Linked DNA regions of Homo sapiens: region 1 is linked to region 2. A link is a contact called in ENCODE Hi-C or POLR2A ChIA-PET data. All regions are on one chromosome and are shown on one strand. Each heading gives the region's core, a stretch centred on a gene start or an enhancer-like site at or near the end of the contact. The rest is flanking DNA. Distances are from core to core; before and after follow the strand shown.

The links. Hi-C counts contacts between places; a loop is a spot of excess contacts on that map. ChIA-PET counts read pairs that join two places held with the same protein, here RNA polymerase II (POLR2A). Pooled maps may share reads with other maps.
Region 1: a map of endothelial cell of umbilical vein shows a loop between it and region 2 (4-fold over the local background). The contact joins two enhancer-like sites. A Hi-C loop is called at or near these places in 2 of 168 maps with a recorded cell type or tissue (PC-3 and endothelial cell of umbilical vein) and 2 of 50 pooled maps. POLR2A ChIA-PET finds 5 or more read pairs at or near these places in 6 of 52 experiments (B cell, GM12878, OCI-LY7 and 3 more).

The regions. Positions count from the first base shown.
Region 1 is chr10:36,537,453-36,543,619 of GRCh38, reverse strand. No RefSeq gene overlaps it. Among named protein-coding and RNA genes, the nearest start is that of ANKRD30A, 590 kb to the left of the region's middle. Within about 2 kb of position 4,584, at least 3 of the 41 ENCODE cell types and tissues checked have a DNase peak (open chromatin) inside an H3K27ac peak, as active enhancers do; they include PC-3 and endothelial cell of umbilical vein, where a contact is called at or near this core.
Region 2 is chr10:36,487,894-36,493,465 of GRCh38, reverse strand. No RefSeq gene overlaps it. Among named protein-coding and RNA genes, the nearest start is that of LINC02630, 590 kb to the right of the region's middle. Within about 2 kb of position 3,659, at least 7 of the 41 ENCODE cell types and tissues checked have a DNase peak (open chromatin) inside an H3K27ac peak, as active enhancers do; they include PC-3 and endothelial cell of umbilical vein, where a contact is called at or near this core.

The DNA.
Region 1 (6,167 bases), core at 3,335-5,834, 49 kb before region 2:
GGAGTGCAGTGGTGTGATCTCGGCTCACTGCAAGCTCTGCCTCCCGGGTTCATGCCATTCTCCGGCCTCAGCCTCCTGAGTAGCTGGAACTACAGTTGCGTGCTGCCACGCCCGGCTAATTTTTTGTATTTTTAGTAGAGACAGGGTTTCACCGTGTTAGCCAGGATGGTCTCGATCTCCTGACCCTGTGATCTGCCCGCCTCAGCCTACCAAAGTGCTGGGATTACAGGCGTGAGCCACCGCGCCTGGCCAAGAGGTATTTCTTATTTAAAATACACACACACATATATATATATATAATTATATATAGTCACTGAGTTCTCTCCCTATGTGTTTAAATTTTACAGTTTTTGCAACGTGATAAGTGAAAGAGTAAGATTAAAAATAGCTAAGCAAACTAATTAAGAAATTTGTAAGCATGGAAAAGTGCATAGATATACAAGAAAGGAAATGTGATCATGGTGTAATATACGGCTTAGCTGTGAACAGTATTTTCATAGTCATAAGAATGTGAGCCACTGAACATAACCATTGACCAAAATGTTGTCAATAGCAATATTGAGAAACTAGAGAAAAGTGTGTGTGTGTGTGTGGGGGGGGGGGTGTGTTTGGGGAAAGATCTCATTGTGAAATGCTGAATCCCCATATATATACGTTAATTGAAAGGCACAGGTAATTATTTCTGTTCTTTACCTTCTTTGGTGACTAAGTCACAACTGATTACAGCCTTGGATGAAACCCAATTAATACCTAATCAGAGCTACTTCATAACTGGCACCTATGGCACTTACTTAGACATTCTTATAAGAAGAAAATGCTGAGAGCAGAAGAAATTTACACAATCACCATCAGTCATTACAAAGAACTGTTGATTTTGCGATGTAATCGCTTTGTAAAATGTAATATTGATTCCATCTGTTGTTTTAGTGCTTTGTCCTTGAGCCAAATACTGATAAACGTGTTCGTGTTAACAGGCCAGTTTGGGAACTCAGGATCCCAGTTGATCCTAAATGCTGCTACCAGGAAAGAGACTCCAAGAGGGACAAATTGAGTAATGATTGGTTTGTTTTTAATAACCTCAGATGGTAGGAGTATACCCCAACTGTGTAAAACTCTGGCCAAAATCAGACTTGAAGTGGATTCTTTCTTTAATCTTTGAGTGTGTGCGTGTTTTGAGAGAGGGGTCATAACAATTATGGAAAAAGACTCAAGCTTAACTGTGAGTCAAGCTCATTTTGATAGTAATTTGAGGAAAACTCAGTTGGATTGGATTACCCTCCTCCTTAAAAATCTTCAAATTAAATTTGCAAGATAAAAAGTCAAAGACATTTGTAACATTATTCTATGATGTTTTATAAAAATATTTTAAAATATCAATCTTGACATAAAAACATACTTCTGAAACTTCTTTCACAGATTAAGCAAAAGAATAATTTATTGGATTTTGATTTGAATCCTAGATAAATATACTGGGTAATTTCATCCAGGACAAAAAAAAAAAAAAAAGACTAAAGTCGCCTTCGATACATTTTGCTAAGAAAAAAAATTGATCTCAATTAATTCATATTACTATTTAACTGATCTTAAAATGACAAAGCATTTTGTTTTACTTTCCTCAAGGGGAAAAACTGCATGTTTTACTGAATAGAACTTTTGACGAATTTGATGTAGTTCTATGTCACTATGAATCTTTGTAAAGGCTTATATCACTGTCCTTTGCAGTGTTTACATCTACTGCTAAACTAATAGTCTGCCTATAATATTAGCTTTATTTTGAATATAATATTTATATTCAGTAGCTCTTAACTGAATCATATTGACAATTATACTTAATCATTCACTCTTGAATTCTAATTCTTATAAAAACATATTTCTTTTTCTAAAATAATAAACACAAATATAACTTGCTTATAGAACTGTGAATATGAGACCTAATTATTCAATTTACAAAAAACAAACATTATCCATAGTCACTGATATTCTAAGATAATAATTTTAATATTTGATAAATAATAAATATATAAAAATTTAAATTTCTACACCTGTAATCCCAGCATTTTGGGAGGCCAAGGCAGGCGGATCACCTGAGGTCAGGAGTTCGAGACCAGCCTGACTAACACAGAGAAAACCTGTCTCTACCAAAAATACAAAAATTAACTGGGCGTGGTGGCACATGCCTGTAATCCCACCTACTCGGGAGGCTGAGGCAGGAGAATCGCTTGAACCCGGGAGGTGGAGGTTGCGATGAGCCGAGATCATGCCATTGCCCTCCAGCCTGGGCAACAAGAGCAAAACTTCATCTCAAAAAAAAAATTTTAATTTCTGTCTTAGCACAACCCAATCATATTCTCACTGAAAATCTGAAATCGTACTAATGCTTTAAAAACTCAATTTAATCCCAAATCAAAGGATTTATAAACTATGACTGGTATGTTATATTAATAAAAATCAGTGGATATGTGTTATAGCTACTAAAATAAGACTTCTTAAGCAGTTATCATCTTAAAAACTATACGTATTAAAATTCTGGGTAAAAAATATCTAGTGTGTGTAAAAGAGTTTGAGAATTAAAAAATAACTGAGAACATCCTAAGTGTCCTAAAATAAACTGGAAGCCTGAGGATTCTTTTCTTAAAAAGTCAAAGGAAATGATAGAGGAAGGAAAAAACAAGAAAGAAACAAAGTTACTTCTTTTGGAGAATAACTGATTTGAAGGATTAGAATAGTGTTACATAGTATGTGCTTATGTTTAACAAATATTTGCTGATTCCGGGAGCGGTGGCTCATGCTTATAATCCCAACACTGAGAGGCTGAGGCGGGTGGACTGCTTGAGCCCAGGAGTTCAAGACCAGCCTGGGCAACATAGCAAGGCCCTGTCTCCACAAAAAAATTAATTAATTAATTAAAAATACAAATAAAATTTGTTGCATAATGAAAGAAGGTAATACTACAGTGATGATTTATCTGAACTAAGCAGAAAATCAACTAAAAGAAAAATGGACTTTTATATATTATTAGATTCATAGAATGTTTCTCTACTAAGTAAGCTCTCACAGCTCATTATTTTACCTCTACAATAAATTCTGATCTGTTTGTTATAAAACCCCACTTGTAATTAATACCGTGGCTTGTTACCCACATGTTTTGCTCTGATTAATAAATTCCAATGTTAGTAGGTTCTCTTTGCCTACAATTTTCTGTAATAGTAAAATGCCTTAGGATTATGAGCAACATTAAGGCAGGTTGCCCCAAAATAAATCTCGCAGGAAAATTTGTCACCAACTTGCATTGACACACAAAACATAAATAAGCTCTTAAGACAAGGTAAACAGATTTTAAACTTAAAAACTATCTTGATAAACCAAGATTTTTACATTTTTCAGATAAGTTAGTTTAATTCTGCTCATTACACGTACATCAAAAAACATGTATTGAGTGCCTCTACTATGTAAGACTACGCTTGTTTCTAAGGATTAAAGGGTGATGGAGTTAGAGTCTGTGCATTTAAAGAACTCAATCTGTGTGACAAAGGCAGAGAAACAAGTGAATGAAGTAGAGCATGAGGAAGTTCTGAGTTAGACAGACATGCCCTAGACACACAAGGAAGGGTATAATTCATTCTGTTTGAAAGAAACCAAGAAAATCTCAGTGCAGATTTTTATCTGAGATTAATGTTAAAGAATAAGTAAAAAGTTGCCAGGTAGACAAGGTGGATACGGGAATTCAGGCAAAAAGAACATGAGTGGTGGCTTAGAATTGTGATTATGAAGTTAAAGATGAGTGGTTTTGTGTTGGGGGAATATGGTAGACTGATGACAGTACATGTTATATACTCAGCAAGAGAAAAGAAAATAAAAACAGAAAAGGCTTTATGTACTATAAAGAAATTTTCACTGCTAATTATACTTAGAAAACAGAATCAAAGACAACTTTTAAGGAAAGGAGTCACATAATTAAATCTCTAGATTGAAACATAGTGCTTTGGAGATGGGATTGGAAGAGGAAGAGAATGAGACCAGGAAACTCAGGCAAGAGACGATGGAGCCCAGAATTAGAAGAGCATCAGGGGATTGCAAAGAGGGATTGCATTTTGAAGACATTTTAATTAAAATACAGAAGATCTGGTGAATGACTTATAAGGACCAAAGAGAAGAAAGTACAGAGTGGTTTCATGTTTCCAGAAGGGCACTGTAGCAGTTAGCTTTTTCTGAGTAACAAAACACCTCAAAGCTTAATGGCTTAAATGACAATTTTTCATTGCTCATGAATATGCTGGTCAACAAGGCATTTCTGTTGAACTGGGCCTGGCTTGGCTGATGTTGACTGTGATCGTTTATGAATCTGCTATCAGTTGCTGGTCAGCTGACACCTGGTTTATCTTGGCAGCCTGAGTTAGACGGCTCACCTCTGCTCCATGTGGCCTCAGCCTTCAGCAGGCTAGTCCAGGCTTTTCCACATGGAGGCTGGGCAGGGGTTTGAGACAACTAAGAGAGTCATGCAAAGATAATAAATCTTAGGCTCAGAAACAGGATGTCATCATTTCCTCCACATCCTATTAGTGAGCACAAGTCACAAAGCCAGTCTGTTTACAAAGGGTGGGAAAATAGACTACACTTCTTCATGGGAAGAGCTGCAAAGCCACATTGCCAAGGGTTGCTGATTTAGGGAAGAGAAAAATTGCAGTCATTTTTGTAAACAATCTACTGCTGATGATAATGTTTTAATAGGAAAATAATGTACAGAAGCTGGGTTGGATTTGAAGGGAAATATAAAATATTTGAATATATTGAGTTTCAGGCTCTACTTGAGCATCTAGAAATACTCAGTGAGAAATAAATTCAGGAAAAGTAAAGTGACTTGCACAGGTTATGTAATTACTTTGAGATACATTGCACCTAGACCAAGGACTCAATTTGCAGTCCAACATTCTTTCAGCTAATCTGTTTTTACTTAATTGAAAAGATAATTCAGAAAGATCAAATGATCAATTCTCATTCATTCACTTGATTCATTATTTCTTTATTTTCTCTCTTCTTTCTTCTTTCCTTTCTCCTCGCTTCCTGCCTCCTTCCCTTCTCTCTTTCTTTCTTTCTTTCTTTCTCTTCAATGTTTAGTGAGTTCCTAATACATGCTAGATGCTACAGGCATGGATAAAAGAGTTAGATTTTATTTCAAATTGGTTACTGAAAACTAGACTACAATGTAATTAGTAAAGACACTGGACACCACCCTCACTTAGGAAGATATTTATCTGTTTTGAGCTTCAAGTTGGTGATGATCTAGTCAGCCAGCTTTATTTACCTTTTGGCAAATAATAGCATAAAGAAGCAAAGTGGGCCGAGCACGGTGGCTCATGCCTGTAATCCCAGCACTTTGGGAGGCCGAGGAGGGTGGATCACGAGGTCAGGAGATCGAGACCATCCTGGCTAACACGGTGAAACCCCGTCTGTATCAAAAACACAAAAAATTAGCCGGGCGTGGTGGCAGGCGCCTGTAGTCACAGCTGCTCGGGAGGCTGAGGCAGGAGAATGGCGTGAACCTGGGAGGCGTAGCTTGCAGTCAGCAGAGATCCCGCCACTGCCCTCCAGCCTGGGCAACAGAGCGAGACTCCGTCTCAAAAAAAAAAAAAAAAAAAAAAGAAGAAGAGTGAAAATTACTAATTGCAAAGTGCCTTTTGTGACTTAATTAAACATTCTACTCCAGAAACAGAAATTAGAATCTTTTGTGTGGTTGCTAATGAGTATGTGAAGCCTCTGTTGTAGTTGGTTAATCATAAGAAGCTGAGCGGGAGAGTGCTGCTGTTTACCACAATCATAATAGCTTTAAGATAAGCATGTTTAATATCTCAACTAAAACAGTTTTGAGAAGTGTGATGTTTCATTGGCTGAGGTATGATCTCTGTTTTAAAAAACAAAGATCAACCAGGCGCGGTAGATTACACCTGTAATCCCAGCACTTTGGGAGACCTAGGCAGGCAGATCACGAGGTCAGGAGATCAAGACCATCCTGGTTAACACGGTGAAACCCTGTCTCTACTAAAAATACAAAAAATTAGCCGTGTGTGGTGGCGGGCATCTGTAATCCCAGCTACTCCGGAGGGTGAGGCAGGAGAATTGCTTGAACCCAGGAGGCGGAGCTTGCGCCATTGCACTCCAGCCTGGGCAAC
Region 2 (5,572 bases), core at 2,410-4,909:
GCATAGAAGTGTTTGTTAATGATTCTGGAACACAAAGCCAAGACAACTTCGTATAGTTACCAAAAGGGACAGCAGTTTGGCATATGTCAGCTTCTGGCTCCAACTGGTCTAAGTGGAAAACACACACACACACACACACACACACACACACTGCCTGCAAAGAAAGTAGTGATCCTGGTCCTGCTATGAGCTGAACATTGAATTTTATGCAAATCAGCTCAGTTTCCTTGTCTGGAAACTTGCAATTTACTATCCCCATATCTATTCTACCTACCTCAAACAACAGATATGAAAAGAAGTTACAAACTTATATAGAAGTGGACTGAAAAATAAAGCAAGTTCTACTAGAGAACAGCTACAGAAGGTTCTATTATGATTATTTATTTGGTTTAATGACTCACAGGAATCGTGCTCACCATGGCTTCATGGCAGAGCTGTAACATTTTTCCTGGTCCTGAGCCCACTTTGACTTGGATGCTCTGCAGTCTGGGTTTTTATGGCAGAGACGTTCTGACTCTAGGTGAAGTGAGATGTGAATTTGGATATTTTTTGCAGTTTTCCACAGAAGAGAATTGACCTTTTCAAAACATCAGCCCAGTTCTTTAAAAAGTGGATGCTATTTCTTCTATTATGGGATTCAATCACTTTCCCAGGCAATGAAATAATTGTAGCATGGCATTTTATCAGGAGATGGAGCTAGCTCTCTTGATTTTTCTCAAACAAGTGACAAAAGGTTTTGTAAAAGGTCAGATCACTTTGTGAGACACTCAGTCAAAGAAATAAGAACAAATCTAGGCCACTTTGGGTCGATGAGAGGCCTGATAATTTTTGGAGCACAGAGAAAAAGAAAAATAACCAATCCAACAAAATGGAGCAACATGGAATGTGGTGAAAATAAGGATGATTTTTCCTGCATGTACCCTCTTTATCCCTGTGGGCAATGTCCCTTCTGTATGGCTCAGCTTTCCATTATGGGTGACCATTTGGACAGTGAGCAATATCTCTGTATCACATGGGCTAACAAGCTGAAGTAACAGAATATTCTAGAAGCCTCGGCAGGAGTTGTATGGTAGACTGAGGGAGATCGAGACATAATGATGATATCATCCAGACCCTCTTCCTCCCTTGTTGAGCTTCATGGTGTTCTTCCTGGACTCCATTCCCCACTTAAAAATTCACTATTGGAAAGATATGAGATGAGTGACAAACGGCTGTAAGTACACAGGACAGCCCAGATGGCAGGTAGGAGAGTGGGGGCTCTGACATAAGAACTAAATGCATCTTACATGTGTGGAGGGAGTGCTGTGTATAACTGGGAACTCCCCTCCCCAGGGACCTGAGACAGTAGAGCAAAGAAGAATACTAGCATTCTCCTGTTTAGGGCCTGCTTTGTCCATTAGAAGGAGAAAGAATAATTCATTCTAACAAGTATTTCAGGCTTTCAGAACATGCTCTTTTAGAATTTGTTTAAATAATCAGTTTCATAGGTCTTTGAAAGTCATACAGAGCAAATAAAATAATTCTGCCTACTGTTCTCTCAGCTTTCCATGTGGGTTTTTGCTATGAGTTGTTACCTAATAACAAAATCTGTAGGATTTTGCTAAACAGACACATTATTCCACTACCAATGAAATTAATAAGAGTTTGAAACACATGCTTACGATACCATTATTGTTATTAATTCCCTAATAGACTGATCGATCACTTTCGATTAGGTGATTTTTTTATTGTTGTCTGTATTGTTCTTTTTATCGCCGACACCTACCAATGTACCTGATATGGCAATAGAAACTAAATAGATGTTTGTTGATAAATGAATAAACCCTTAACTATGTGTGAGACAATATAACAGGTGCCCATATAGAGGACGTGCACTTATATCTTTATATTCAGTGTCTTTATCTAGGAAATGAGAATGTTTGGACCTATTGTAGCTACCACACAGAGTTGGTCTAAAAACCAAACTCTAAATCTAAAAGGAAGTTCATTGAAAAATTAAAAGTGTTCTAAAATAAAATATGTCATTGTCCAGCAATTACATGACCATATTATGAATCATAGTGATGTCCCCCAAAACCTCATTGCATCTGTCAAAGTTGATTCCCATAGATGCTGGTCCTTTCCCAGATGGCACTATGTTAAAGAAGTCTTCATCTCAGTTCAGTTCTCATTTTTTTTTTTTTTTTTTTTGAGACAGAGTCTTGCTCTGTCGCCCAGGCTGGAGTGCAGTGGTGAGATCTCGGCTCACTGCAAGCTCCGCCTCTCGGGTTCACGCCATTCTCCTGCCTCAGCCTCCTGAGTAGCTGGGACTTCTGGCACCCGCCACCATGCCCGGCTAATGTTTTGTATTTTTAGTAGAGACAGGGTTTCACCATGTTAGCCAGGATGGTCTTGATCTCCTAACCTCGTGATCCACCCGCCTTGGCCTCACAAAGTGCTGGGATTACAGGCGTGAGCCACCACACCCGGCCCAGTTCTCATCTTAATCTAAGGCACTGTATTCTAAAGAACAAGTCTACAACCAAGCTACTTGTTCATGTAATCATCTGGGAGTGGAAGATGGTCCACAAAGATAAATTTACAAATCAAATAGTGGTTATGAAATGTGCTGCCACAGGAAGACTCTTAGGAAATGCAAAAATAAGATAGGCTAAGGAAAATCAAAACAAGTAATCAGTTGAAATAAAGGGCATTGTGTGAAAACATAAGAAAAAGGAGTAACATGCTATGAGGATTTAATAGAAAGATAAGTAAATAACTCCATGGCAAGAAACTGGAATTAAACAATAGCAATTTCCCTCACAGGTCACACTCAAAACGCTGTTAACCTTTATCTCCTGTGCTGACTGAGACAGGAAGAAAGAAAAAAGGGAGCAGTCTGGAATGAATGAGAAACACAAAGAATGACTAGGCCAAAAAGGGAGAAGCTGGCAATACCTAAGGATAAACGGCAGAGAAGTTCAAGTGTGTAAACTCATGAGTAAATCCATGTAGGGGCCCTAGGGAGGAGAACTCTAGCTCTCATCTCAGACCTCCTGAAAGCAGCCATCAGTGTTATTTTAGTCTTGTTTTTGATGGCAAACCCTTACTGTTGCCCAAGGTCATGACCTTCAAGGGGGCAGTAGTTCACTAATATCCACTGGAGATGAGAATGGTTTGCAGACCTGTAATTAGAATAAAATGTGTAGAGATTTTTTACACGGGTTGTCCCAAAAGTGACTTTTTCTCCAGACACAACCCGGTAAGTGTTTTTCTGATGCCTACTTTTTCATTATAATGATGCCTCAGGGAATCCATGAAGGAAAAAGAAATTCAATCTGGCTATGAGTAAGAGTGCTGCTAGAAGAGCTTAACATTCTTTAGCACTTTTTTCTCCCTCAAAAAGGAAACAATGGACTTAAGTGTTTTTAAAAATGTGCTGACTTCTATCAGGGTTTTCGGATAAACTGATAGGAAGGCTACGGCTCCTAGGCCTTGCCCACTGGGCTTGGAGAGAAAATTCTCCCCAAGTTGGGTCCCCTCCTCTAAACAGGATTCAGTTCAAGGAGCTAGCCTCCCCTAGATCTCCTCCAAGTGGATGCACTCAGATGAGAGGCGCTGGTCTCACCATGCTCCCCTACTCCAGGACCTCCCCTGAAGGCCTGGCCTCATGGGTCCAGCCGAGAGGAACTCTACACAGTTATTTCTGGCCAAGAGTCATTGGCTCCAACCCAGCAAGAAAATATTTCCTGATTCTTTTTTATTTTCAAGCTAAGGTCAAAAGAACTTTAGAATCCAACAGAGGGTTTTCCAGTATCTTTCACTTGTTCTGTGTGCAGGACAACAGCTTGAAGGAAAGGAGGGTTCCTGTTCTCACTTTGACAGATGGCATGTCACACCTCAGAAAAAGGGGCTGAGCAGAGCTATCACAGGCACTGTGAAATTATATGAATAATCAAAATGTTTTCTTTGAGTGGCCATACAATGACTTTCTTGTGAAAAAGTCAGAGACTAGTCGGGAAATGTACTCAAGAGTCTAGACTCTTTCAGCTACCACTTATTTAAAAGAGGAAGGAAGGCCAGGCGCGGTGGCTCACGCCTATAATCTCAGCACTTTGGGAGGCCGAGGCGGGTGGGTCAGGAGTTACAGACCAGCCTGGCATATGGTGAAACCCTGTCTCTACTAAAAATACAAAAATTAGACAGTCATGGTGATGTGCGCCTGTAATCCTAGCTACTCTGGAGCCTGAGACAGGAGAATTGCTTGGAGACAGAAGAATTGCTTGAACCCAGGAGGTGGAGGTTGCAGTGAGTTGAAATCGCACCACTGGACTCCAGCCTTGGCGACAGAGTGAGAATCCATCTCAAAAAAAAAAAAAAAAAAAAAAGCAAGGAAATGAGGGTGCAGGAGTGGGGAAAGTAGTGGTAGGGTGGGAGCTGAAAATTGTCCTGGTTCGGAAACAAATTGGTCTTAGGGAAATGCAAGTCAGAATGACAATGAGATACCGCTTCACACCCATTAGCATGGCTGTGATTAAAAAACTAACAACCAAACAAACGAAAAAACAGAAAATAAATATTGGTGCAGATTGGAGAAATGTGAATCCTCTACATAGGTGGTGGAGTGTAAAATGGTGCAGCTGCTGTGGAAAACAGTAAGGCTATCCCTCAAAACACTAAATATAGAATTATCACGTGACTTGGAAATGCCACTGCTGAGCACGTGCCTCAAAGAATTGAAAGCAGAGACTTGGGCAGATATCTGTATACCCATGTTAATAGCAGCATTACTTAATAATACCCAAAACAATCCAAATACTCATTGATAGATGCACGGATAAACAATATATGGTAAATAGGCATATTGAAATATTATTCAGCCTTAAAAGAGGAGGAATTCTGAAACATGCTACATGAAAGAACCTTGAAAACAACATGCTAAGTGACACAAGCCAAACACAAAAGGAAATAGGTTGTATGAGTCCGTTTATGGGAAGTATTATGCCTAGCATAATCATATTTCTAGAGACAAAAAGTAGAATGGAGGTTGGAAAACTGAATCATAACAGTTTTCCAAATGTACAGCCCTCTGGAGGGAAGGGGAAATAGGGAGTTATTGTTTAATGTGTACAGAGCTTCAGTTTGGGAAGAAAAAAATTCTGAAGATGAATGGCGGTGATGGTTGGATTATAGTGCAAATGTACTTAATGCTACTGTACTATATGCTTAAAATGGTAAATTTGATATCCTTTAATGTGGTATATTTTTGCTAGATATACACACACAGATTTGGTAGCTTCACCAAAAGCAGAGTTTCTCCACTGCCGTTTATATACCAATGCCACCCTCGGGAATCTTCAGTTATGACATTTCTATGTTCAGTATCCTCCACCAGGCAGCAAGCAGCACTCACACACATTTGATAAGGAAGGCCTCATTCTCTTTGCCCTGCCAAGAAAAAATTGAGAGCAAGACTGTAGAAGATACAATTCCACTGTTTAAAGAACTTTCAATACAAATATATATCTAAATATTTGAATAAATCACATTACTGTCATGATTTTAAATGTACATTGATATGTAATGTTTTTCC